Linked DNA regions of Homo sapiens: region 1 is linked to region 2. A link is a contact called in ENCODE Hi-C data. All regions are on one chromosome and are shown on one strand. The core of a region is the stretch at or near the end of the contact, and the rest is flanking DNA. Distances in the headings are between cores, read along the strand shown.

The links. Hi-C counts contacts between places; a loop is a spot of excess contacts on that map. Pooled maps may share reads with other maps.
Region 1: a pooled map shows a loop between it and region 2 (5-fold over the local background). The contact joins the promoter of MTMR3 here to the promoter of SF3A1 in region 2. A Hi-C loop is called at or near these places in 5 of 50 pooled maps.

Annotation. Positions count from the first base shown.
Region 1 is chr22:29,880,305-29,886,277 of GRCh38, forward strand. MTMR3 (myotubularin related protein 3) reads left to right here and starts at 2,870. Exons shown (of 20, transcript NM_021090.4): 1 at 2,870-3,055. RefSeq lists an enhancer at 2,676-2,970 and silencers at 2,683-2,852, 2,913-3,412.
Region 2 is chr22:30,354,385-30,359,611 of GRCh38, forward strand. SF3A1 (splicing factor 3a subunit 1) reads right to left here and starts at 2,510. Exons shown (of 16, transcript NM_005877.6): 1 at 2,346-2,510. The coding sequence starts at 2,408. It overlaps CCDC157 (coiled-coil domain containing 157), which reads left to right and starts at 2,623. Exons shown (of 12, transcript NM_001017437.5): 1 at 2,623-2,748. RefSeq lists a silencer at 2,207-2,456 and an enhancer at 3,392-3,991.

The DNA of each region.
Region 1 (5,973 bases), core at 1,620-4,119, 470 kb before region 2:
GCCAGGTGTGGTGGAGCACGCCTGTAGTCCCAGCTTCTCAAGAGGCTGAGGTGGGAGGATGGCTCGAGCCCTGGGAGGTAGAGGTTGCAGTGAGCAGAGATCCAGCCACTGCACTCCAGCCTGGACAACAGAGTGAGACCTTGTCTGAAAATAAAATAAAATATAAAAATAAAAAGAGGCCGGGCACGGTGGCTCATGCCTGTAATCCCAGCACTTTGGGAGGCCGAGACTGGTGGATCACCTGAGGTCGGGAGTTCGAGACCAGCCTGACCAACATGGAGAAACCCCGTCCCTACTAAAAATACAAAAAATTAGCCGGGTGTGGTGGCGTATGCCTGTAATCCCAGCTACTCGGGAGGCTGAGGCAGGAGAGTCGGTTGAACCCGGGAGGCAGAGGTTGCAGTGAGCCAAGTTCCCGCCATTACCCTCCAGCCTGGGCAACAAGAGTGAAACTCTGTCTCAAAAATAAAATAAAATAAAATAAAATAAAAAAACTTTAAATCATTCATCAATTTTAGTATTTACTGTTTCTTCTCCCATTCCATTAAGCCTATAGTCAGTCATAGAACAGAAAGGGAAAATCAGGGCAGCCACATATAAATACAGGTGCAAAGTTGAGGCAGGAGTGGACCCTCAAGGGCCAAGAAGAGGTCATTGCTGAGCTTCACATTTAGCCCTGGGCTTTCTGGAAGCCAGAGTGAAAAGAGAGACACAATCAGATGCGTAACAGTTATCAAAAAGCAGGAAGCACACCGGTTTTTCTGGTAGTAAAGCAAGGGCTTTCCAAGCTTTTAACTCTAAAGTAATTTATTTCGTTCTTTCTTTTTTCTCTCTCTGACACCCAGATTGGAGTGCAGTGGCACAATCAGGGCTCACTGCAACCTCTGCCTCCCAGGCTCAAGCCATTCTCCCACCTCAGCCTCTCAAATAGCTGGGACTACAGGCGTGCACCACCACGCCTGGCCAGTTTTTTGGTATTTTTTGTAGAGATGGGATTTCGCCATGTTGCCTAGGCTGGTCTCGAACTCCTGAGCTCAAGCAATCCACCTGCCTCGGCCTCCTAAAGTGCTGGGATTTCAGGCATGAGCCACTGCGCCCGGCCTAAAGTAATTTCTTACTTGAGATTTTATTTCAGGCTACTGTGTCCATGCACTGGGCAGTACAGCCTGGTGGGTAAGACAGCACAGTATTTTTTTTTTTTTTTTGTCTGCTGGGTTTGAATTTTGTTTTAATACACGCAATTTATTCTGTGCTTCACTTTCTTCATCTGTAATATGGAGATAATGGCATCTACCTATTAAAGTTGTGAAGATTCAATTAGATGAGTTGTATGAATAAATGTTAGCTGTTAGTTTAGTTTCGTTTTTTTGAGACGGAGTCTTGCTCTGTCGCCCAGGCTGGAGTGCGGTGGCGCAGTCTCAGCTCACTGCAACCTCCGCCTCCCGGGTTCAAGTTATTCTCCTGCCTCAGCCTCCCAAGTAGCTGGGATTACAGGCGCCCGCCACCATGCCCAGCTAACTTTTGTATTTTTAGTAGATCCGGGGTTTCACCAAGTTGGCCAGGCTGGTATCGAACACCTGAGTTCAGGTGATCCACTCACCTTGGCCTCCCAAAGTGCTGGGATTACAGGCGTGAGCCCCCGCGCCCAGCCAGCTGTTAGTTAATCAAGAAATTCGACTGCCTACTACTTAACCTGCACAGTTCTAGGTGCTGGGGAAACAGTGACGAACAAGACAAGATCCTTATCTTCAAGTAGCTTTTACATTTTAGTGGAGTAAAATGACAGTAAACATTGAAAATAAATTTCAGAAAGTGCTGTGGAAAAACTTTACAACAGACGCAGGAATAGATTTCATTTGACTAGTTCTCCCAGTTTCCAGAAAAGTCAAGGGTAGAATGTTAAAAGGCAACTCAGAGGAGGTGAATCTGTTAGGGCCTACGGTAATGCAATCCTGGTTTGTGGAATTCTGCAGGCTAGTGTGGGTAGGTTACAATTTTTTGGGGGAGTTGTTTTTTACTTTGTTTGAAAACTCACTTCTTCCCGCTGAGCTTTTGATTAGGAGCTGAAGTTGAATCAGTTTGAAATTGTATTCTGGACCGGATGCGGTGGTTCATGCCTGTAATCCCAGCGCTTTGGGAGGCCGAGGTGGGTGGATTGCTTCAGCCCAGGAGTTTGAGATCAGCCTGGACAAAATGGCAGAAACCTCATCTCTACAAAAAATACAAAATTTAGCCGGGCATGATGTTGTGAGTCTGTAGTCTCAGCTACTCAGGAGGCTGAGGTGTGAGGATCGCTTGAGCCCGGGAGGCAGAGGTTGCAGTGAGCCGAGATGCCACTGCACTCCAGCCTGGGCGACAGAGCCAGACTCTGTCTCAAAAAAAAAAAAAAAAAAAAAAAAAAGAAAAGAAAAGAAAAGAAATTGTATTCTGAATACAACTTCTAAAACACTATATTTACTTGCATTATATTAAACTGGTTTTATCCTGACCACAATTGCAGGTGGAAGATACCACTATTGTTCTATTTTTCTGGTAAGTAGAGTGAGCCATGTCTTGCCCAGGGTTACAGAGCTTGGAAAAGACGCCTCCTAAAAATCTGTAGGACCACCTTTGGTTTTCTTCCAGATTTTTTTTTGTCATCTCTTTTCCTCCACCCATTTCCCATCTGTCTAGCCATTCTTGCTCCGCTGGGCTTTTTCGCGAGCCTCTCCCCAGCTGCAGCCCCGCCCATCTCCTGGGGCGTGACCACCTGTCCAGGCCCCGCCCCCGTCCAACCGGCGGAGACCCGCCCCCTTTCCCGGACACCGGGCTCAGCGCCCGAGCGTGCGCGCGCGTCCTCGCTCGTCGCCCGGCTCGGCGTCGGGAGCGCGCTCTGTGTGGCCGCTGCCGCCATGTTGTTGTGGTTGTGAGAAGGCGGCGGCGGCGGCGGAGTAGCAGCCGGACGAGACGTCCCAGCGGCTCAGGCGCTGCCCAGCGCCGGCCCTGGCAGGGAGCCTGGTGGGGTGGCGGAGGGGGAGACTGTGCCGTGGAGGGCCTCGCCATGTCCTGCTGCCCGGTAAGAACCCCATCCCCGTCCTCCGTCTCCTCGGCGGGTGAGGAAGAGCTGGAGGAGGGGCCGGCCTCGGCCCCGGCCCTGGCCAGGCGGCTGTCACCCTCTGAGGAGGCAGCGCCCTGGGAGGGCTGGGGACTGCGTGCGGGGCCCGGGGAGGGGCGTCCCCGGCGGCTGTCGCCGCCAGGGGGAGGCGCTGGGTGTGGGAGTGGGAATGGGAGCTCGGCGGCCGAGCTCGGCCCGGACCCTAGATGCGGGGGAGGCGGGGTCCCGGGCTCGGGCTGCCTTCCCAGACCTGGCGGGGATGGGCCCGTGCGGCTCTGGGTGTGGGACGTACCCTCGGAGCGCCCGGAGTTATTCCCACGAACTCCCGGGAGGTGGGTGTGCGCCCTTCGCCCCCTGCCGGGTCTGTGGCGGTCCATCGTTGCCGGATACTGGAGGTCAGGGGCCATGGGAGCCCCGGGGCGAACGGTGCGGGCCTGGGCCTTGTGGAAAGGAGGAGTGACCGCCCGATCGTGCAGCAGGGCATCCCCCTGACCTGGTAGTACTTAGGTGGGTAGGATGATTGGGGGCGGTTGGCGTAACTGAGGGAACCCTGGTCAGACTGCTCCGCAAATGATTACAGTGTTATTTCTCCGGTAGTAATTTTGCTTGATGTATGGCATTTCCGGACCCATAAGATGATACTGTAGGTTGTATTTTGGACTGGAAAACTTATGTCAAAATTATGGGGTAGATTTTTTGGCCACATTAATAGACTCCCCTGGAATTTGATAATCTCACTTGTGAGTTTTGGACATGGACTGCTATTACATATTGATGTTCAAATGTCCTTTCCAGACCCAGGCCTAAATTCTTACTGTTGTAGTATCTTGATTCTGACATCTATTTTTCCACAACCCAAACAAACAAAACAAAACAAAACAAAACCCCAAAACCATATACTTTTCTAGTTAAGGTTCAACTTTCTCATATGTGAATGGTAATGCCATAAGAGGCCTGGGTTGAATTACAGGAGATTATTATTATTTTTTTCAATGTGAAATGTTTGTGATTTGTCCATGGAGAGGTGGTGGGGACCTTCCCCTTTCAGATTCAGGGCTGTTCAGTAGGACAGGAGACATTGATGGCATGCAGAAAGTCTTCCCTTTATAGGGCCTATGACTTGGGTAGGCTAGAAGAGCTTACAGAATGACACTTTTTTTTTTTTTTTTTTTTTTTTTTTTTAAGACAGAATCTCTCTCTCCCGCCCAGGCCGGAGTGCAGTAGTGCGATCTCTGCTCACTGCAACCTCCGCCTGCCAGGTTCTAGCAATCCTCCCACCTCAGCCTCCCAAGTAGCTGGGATTACAAGTGTGCGCCACCACGGCTGGCTAATTTTTGTATTTTTAGTAGAGACGGGGATTTCACCATGTTGGCCAGGCTGGCCTGGAACTCTTGACCTCAAGTGATCCGCTTGCGTTGGCCTTCGAAAGTGTTGGGATTATAGGCGTGAGCCACTGCCGCCAGCCAGAATGACACTGTTTTGAGTAAACCCAGTATAGTATGTGATATTAAATTAAATTTGGAGGATTCTAGAATTTTAGATTGGCTGCCTATGAATACCTCTTTTGGCTCCAATTACTCCCTCATTTTCAGGTGACTCAGAGAACTTCAAGTGACCAGCACAGTGGTACAGCCCCGCTTGTCGTTAATGACCAGCCATAAAAAACCCTGAGTTTCTCAGCTCATAGGCCAGGTTCTTCAGTGGTTGTCTAGTTTAAGGCTGGTCATTAGAAATATTATGGACTACCTAAATTCCTCGAACTCATGCAGGACCTGGTGAATTAAAATCTCTGAGGATAGAGCCTGGGGATCTGTCCTTACAAAGCTCCGTGAATGATTCTGGTCAGCAAGGCATGTGAACTTTTGCTTTAGGTTGGGTATTCCAAAGAAGTCCCATTAATTATGACTTCTCAGGGTGCTTTTGTTTATAGATCTTTAAGAATTTAAGAGGTGGAGAAGGGGAAGCATGAGAAACTTAAAGAGATGCAAATTGAGCATCTCTTAAAATATAATGGATTTATGTAGGGGAAACAGATTTGTTGCCAAAAGTTAATTTGCAAACAAGTTATTAGGAACACACTTGATAAAATTAGATGCTGATTAATTGGAGATATACTGTATCCAGAGATATATTGAAGGATCCAGAGGAAATAAACAGAGAAGGAGAGGGAGTAAGTCGGCTTCTGGCTCATAAAGGGGTCCACTGAAGATGCTTCCCACCATTATGGTTGCTCCTAAACCATCTGACTCAGATTTCTAGTGGAGGGTAGGATGGGTGTGTTAGCAATCATTTGAGACCCGGGTTGTGAACCAGGAAGGGTTACTATGTATTGTGAAAAGTTCTTGAGATTTGCCGCAGGCCATGAGGAGTGGTAAAGTCAGTTTAAAAATCTGCTGTAGTTCTAGTTAACACGTTCACACCTTCTTCAGTAAAGTGGAATGCTGTTACCAAAGGAAGTATTCGTGTTTTAGAGGGGGGTGTGGTGAAGGTTCTTACAAGTTTGGAAGAGGTGGAAGAAAATGTTGTTACAATTGTGTAGAGTAGTGAAGGGCTTTGGTAAATATCCTGTCAAATCATAGAGTAGTATTTTTAGAGTTGCACCCAGCTGTCCATTAGAAGAGCCAGAGGCCTTGTCTGTTTTGTTCCCTGGTGTCCCCAGTATCCAGCGCAGTTATCCGCATATTCTGTGCCCTCAGATATTTTTTAATTAAGTGAATACTATTGATATGGGAAAAAGAACAGTTATGGTGGTTTATAGCAGTGTTAGTTATTAAAAGCTACCTGATATTTTGCAATGGATTAAAGAGCCAATTTTTGATCAAATAGGGCTCTGGGTAGGAAAGAAAATGAAAATGAAGAGCCAGCTTTCAGTGCTTATT
Region 2 (5,227 bases), core at 1,260-3,759:
ACTCCTTCACAAAACTCTCAACTCCTAGGCCCCATTCTTGCCTGTCTTCCCATCTTGCTCACCATTCCATTCAAGTTTCCTTCCTGACCCGTTTCACCTCCTGCACTGTGAAGCTGGAGATCCCCACTCCCACCGCCCAATTCTGTTCTTGGTTCTCTTCTCAGTTTTTGGTGTCCTCCACTTCCCCTTCCGCCTCTAGACTAAACAATCTGGCCCAAACTGATGTCCCAGAACACTCTTGTGTACTAAACAGCTTCAGGTGCAGCTAACTACTGGGCACTTTCATCTCTAACCTCTTTCCTCAGGAATAGCTACCCAGTCACCCATGCCAGAAAGTTGGGGGCTCCTCTCTCTTCCTCAGCTTCCACACTCGATGATAATAACGTTTATCAAGTTGGGCACAATGGCTTGCACCTATAATCCCGGTGACTCAGGAGGCTGAGGTAGGAAGATTGCTTGAGCCCAAGAATTCAAGGCTGCAGTAAGCTATGACTGCACCACTGCATTCCAGCCTGGGTGACAGAACGACACCCGGTCTCTTAAAAAAAACTTTTATCAAGCTATGAGTAGATCCCAGGTATTTTTCCCAAGCACTTTAAATATATTAACTCTTATAACCTTTAGAAGAAGCCTATAAGATTAAGTACTCTTTTTTTTTTTGAGACAGTCTCTTGCTGTCGCCCAGGCTGGAGTGCAGCGGCATGATCTTGGCTCATTGCAACTTCTGCTTCCCAGGTTCAAGCAATTCTCTCCCGAATAGTGGGGATTACAAACATGCACCACCACACCTGGCTAATTTTTTATTTTTAGTAGAGACAGTTTTGCTATGTTGGCCAGGCTGGTCTCAAACTCCTGACCTCAAGTGATCTGTCTGCCTCGGCCTCCCAAACTGCTGGAATTACAGGCGTGAGCCACTGGACCCGGCCAAGAACTCTTAATATCTCCACATTACAGATGACAAAACTGAGAGATGGAGAGCTTAATGTCCAACTGGCAGAACCAGGATTCTAACACACCACTCTGGCTGAAGAGCCTGCCTACCCCCTCTGCCCTAATCTCGGCCAGGCCTTCAGCCTCTTTGGAATAGCGTGACTGGCCTCCCCTCATAGTGATTCTCCACACGTCTGCCTACCTGAATTTCTGAAACACAAATGTCACTATTTGGCTTAAAACACTCCCTTTTCTTCCCACTGTCTACAAGGAAAAGTTCAAATCCTAAGTAAGAATCGCATCTCCTGCCACTACGCTCCTAAGTCTATGCTTCAACACTTGTTCATTTACTCTTGATCAGAGACACCGTTTGATTCACCTCGGTGTCTTTGCGCATATTATCTGGCTATTACCTTATTTTCCCCCAATGCCTGGGAAAATGCCAGGGACACACGGGCACTTAAATATTTGTGGAAAAGGCATGGCTTCTTCAGTCATGTTCCCCCCCCCCGCCCCCCTTATTCTGAACCCAAAGCAATGATCAGCGTATGTGTTCAATAAATATTTGCTGGATGAATAAAGGATGCTATTTCCCTTCCCTAGTCACCTACCTGGCAAACTCCTATTCCTTCTTCTAAAAGAAATTTACCTCTCACTCTTGTGGGCTTCCCTACCTTAATATCCCTTCTAGCCCAGCAAACAATGTTCATTAGATTTGTACCTGAAACTTCTATCACAGGGCATATCACACCATACTACAATGGTTTGTGCACATTCGAGATTGGAGAGCTTTATTAAGGGCGGGCTGGCACTGTATCATCGATGGCCATTGGGACAACAAACATTTGGTGAGCATTCTCATATGTCTGTCTTCTCGTTAGCCTGTGAGCTCCCTAGGCAGGGACCATGCCCCATTCATTCCGGTAATGTGGGAGCCTGGCACGGTGTCTGGCTTGGGGCAGACACCGAAATAGATGCTGAGAATTAACATCCAAAGATGTACCGTGCAGGCTGGGAAATTAGCCATTACTGGGGAAAGGCTGTGGCCGGCGGCCCCAACTGCTACATAAGATCAGAGGATGGGCTGGATCAGCGCCTCTCGCACTTATAAATCAATCACCTTAGGATTTTGTTCAAATGTAGATTCCTATTTAAAAGATCTACGGCGGAGACTCCACATTTCTAAGAAGCTCCCGGCTCGTGCCGACGGGGCTGCTCCGCGGACCACTTAGAGAATCCCGTTCAGGGTGGCTCATTTCGCTACCAGAACACCACCATAGCGCGGGAAGCGCGCAGCCTCTTGGGACTTGCAGTCCCTCCAAGCCCTTCATAGCGGCCGGCCGCTTATTCCTGTGCGAGTAAGGAGCGCCCAGGCCAACCCTCCGGCTGCAGGCTGAGGGGCGGGGGAGAGGTACCTGTTTGGGCTCCGTGGGCACGGGCGGCGGCGGGGGCACCGCCTGCACGGGTCCGGCCGGCATGACTGCGACGCTCAGGGCTGCCAGTCCGCCTCGGTGTCGGTGAGCGGTGCCGCCTCAAGACAGCCTCCCCGCTCGGTCAGTACGACGAGCTCGCAAGATGGCGGCGGCCGAGCGAGTTGCGGCCGCGAAGGTACGACTGGCGCACTTCCGGGACCGTCCCCTCGCCGTGACGCGCTTCCCGCCCCTCCCCGCGGGCACCGCGGCGTCCGACGCCGTTGCCAAGGCAGCGGCCTGAGCGCCCGGCTAGGGCTTTTCGGGGATCCCGGTGGCCGCAGGCGCACCGGGGGCAGTTCCGGGAGCCGACCAGACACGAAGGCTGAAGCCGCGACGCCGAAGACAGGTGAGATGTTGTACGTCACCCGCCGGACCCCCGCCGCACTCACCTCGCGGCTCCTTTACTCCACAGGCCAGTACCTCGCTCCCTTCGACCCCGCCTTCCAAGAGCCCAGCTCCCTCCCATTGGTCTCTCATTTAGGAGAGCCCCTGTCCCCTCAGGCTCACCGCCTAAGAGCCCCACTTCCCTACTCCCTTAGTCCCCCCTTTCATTTCAGACCCACATCCTCCAAGCCCCGCTTCCAAATCCTACGCCCTTAATTCGCTTTTCCCACGGAACCTGCCTTTTCTTGCTTCCATCCCCTGCCTTCCGTAGTCCCGCCCTCAAGCCCCACTGGGGGCCTCCCTCTCAAATCAAGGCTGCTGCTTTCTTTGTCTTTCTTTTTTCTTTTTTTCTGAGACAAGGTCTTGCTCTGTCACCCAGGCTGGAGTGCAGTGGCGCGATCTTGACTCTCTGCAACCTCCGCCTCCCGAGTTCAAGCGATTCTCCTGCCTCAGCCTCCCGAGTGGCTGGGACTACAGGCGCCCACCACACCCGGCTAATTTTTTTTTTTTTTTTTTTGGCATTTTTAGTAGAGACGGGGTTTCACCATGCTGGCCAGGCTGGTCTGGAACTCCTGACCTCAAATGATCCGCCCGCCTCGGCTTCCCAAAGTGTTAGGGTTACAGGCGTGAGCCACCGCGCCCGGCCAGTTTTTAAATTTTTTTTTTTGTAGGGACATGGGAGGACGTCTCCCTATGTTGCCCAGGCTGGTCTCAAACTCCTGGGGTCAAGCGATCCTCCCGCCTTGGCCTCCCAAAGTGCTGGGATTACACGCATGAGCCATCACGCAGGGCTGCTGCTTTAGGCTTCACCCCTCACTCTCACAGATGCAGCCCTGCAAGCTATGCGGCTCGCTCCCCAGAGGCCTACCTCGAATCCCGCCGGCTTCTCTCCCTCTCCTGCGATTCCCCCCTCTCTCCTTCCTCCTCTCCTCAACTCTGGAAAGCGGGGAGCTGGCTCCGAACCTGTTCCTGGACTTCAGTTTCCTCACCTGTGAAATGAGGGAGTGATAGGAAAGGTTGCTCTCTCAAGTCTTCCCCCTCCCCCCACACACATCGTAGCTGTGTGTCATGGTTGTTATTAATGTAGAATAATGATAGCTGGGATGTATTGGTCATTTACTATGAGCCGGATACTGTGCCCAACACTTCATGTGTTACGTCATTTATTCCTTATAGCAACCTATTTACAAATGAGGACAGTGAAGTTTGGAGTTGGTAGAGTGGGAATGCAAGTTCAAGCCAGTCTTATTCCTCTACTAGTGCAGTTAGTTATTTTGCCCTCAGTCCCTTCAGTATCCCCAGGGATCCAGGCAATTAACAATCTCATGTTTGAGACTGACATCTGCCACATAGCTGGTTTTAGAGTTTCCCGTGTTTTCATGGTGGTGGCTTTGAATCTCACCAGGCACCCTGGCTGGGAAGTAGGCATCATCTTTACCGAGTAGGGTTAGGGTACTAGTTCTGAGAGAGAGAAGGCGCTTGAATGTTGAACGGAAATGCAGGAAAGGCTCCTGCTCTTCTCTGGGAGTCAAAAGTCCACCTTGAGCCCCAGGAAATTGAGGAGAGGCAGAGATAGCTGCTGCTCCTCCCTAAGGGCTCAATTAGTGCTGTCACCTATGTGGTCATGGGTACAGTGCCGGGCTGGCAGCTTCAGACTGAGGGTTCCACTCAAGACCCAGGAATTGCAGAAAGAGCTCACGTCAAGTGCTTCTTCACTTGACACACACATAAAGTACTTCTTAAACTATGCTTGTATCTGCATGACTTCAATTTTCAGAAGAAACAACATAAGGTCATCTTGGATTTTCCTGACACTTGGGCATTTGCTGCTGCTTATCTGATCCAGGATCTACTGGGAGTTGATATCCAGGATGGCCCCATGTGGCAGCTATAGTTATTTGAAGGTGAACAGATCAGTGTTTCCTGGTGCCTTCACAAGCAAGCTTATGAATTCCAGATGCTTTGCCACCTGAATACACTTTCTCCCAGGTTGGGGGCTTCTTGATTTCTTTATTTCTTTCATGCCCATTCCAGGAAGGAAACCCAGAATACTTCCGTGTGTTATTTTGCCTTTGTTTCTGCCTCCCTCCTTGGAGACATAAAATCTCTTGGGCAGCAGTAGTTCATTGGCAGTTGCCAAGACAACAGGAGTGTAGGATGTGGGCATGTGTGTTGTGAGTATCATGGGGCAGACACGTATCCCTTGGGTGATATCCCATGGGTGAAACTGGCACACACAAGCTTACCCCTTGCGGAGACCCTCAGATATCACTGGTAGTTCCTGGAGGACAGGGCTCCTTGTGCCCTGCTGTGTTCCTGGTCTTGACGTAGTGCCTGGTATGGAACAGATACTCAGTCCTCATTTGCTGAATGCACACACAGCATCCAACCCTCTGCACCGTCCAATACAGTAGCTACCAGCCAACACAGATTTTGAACAT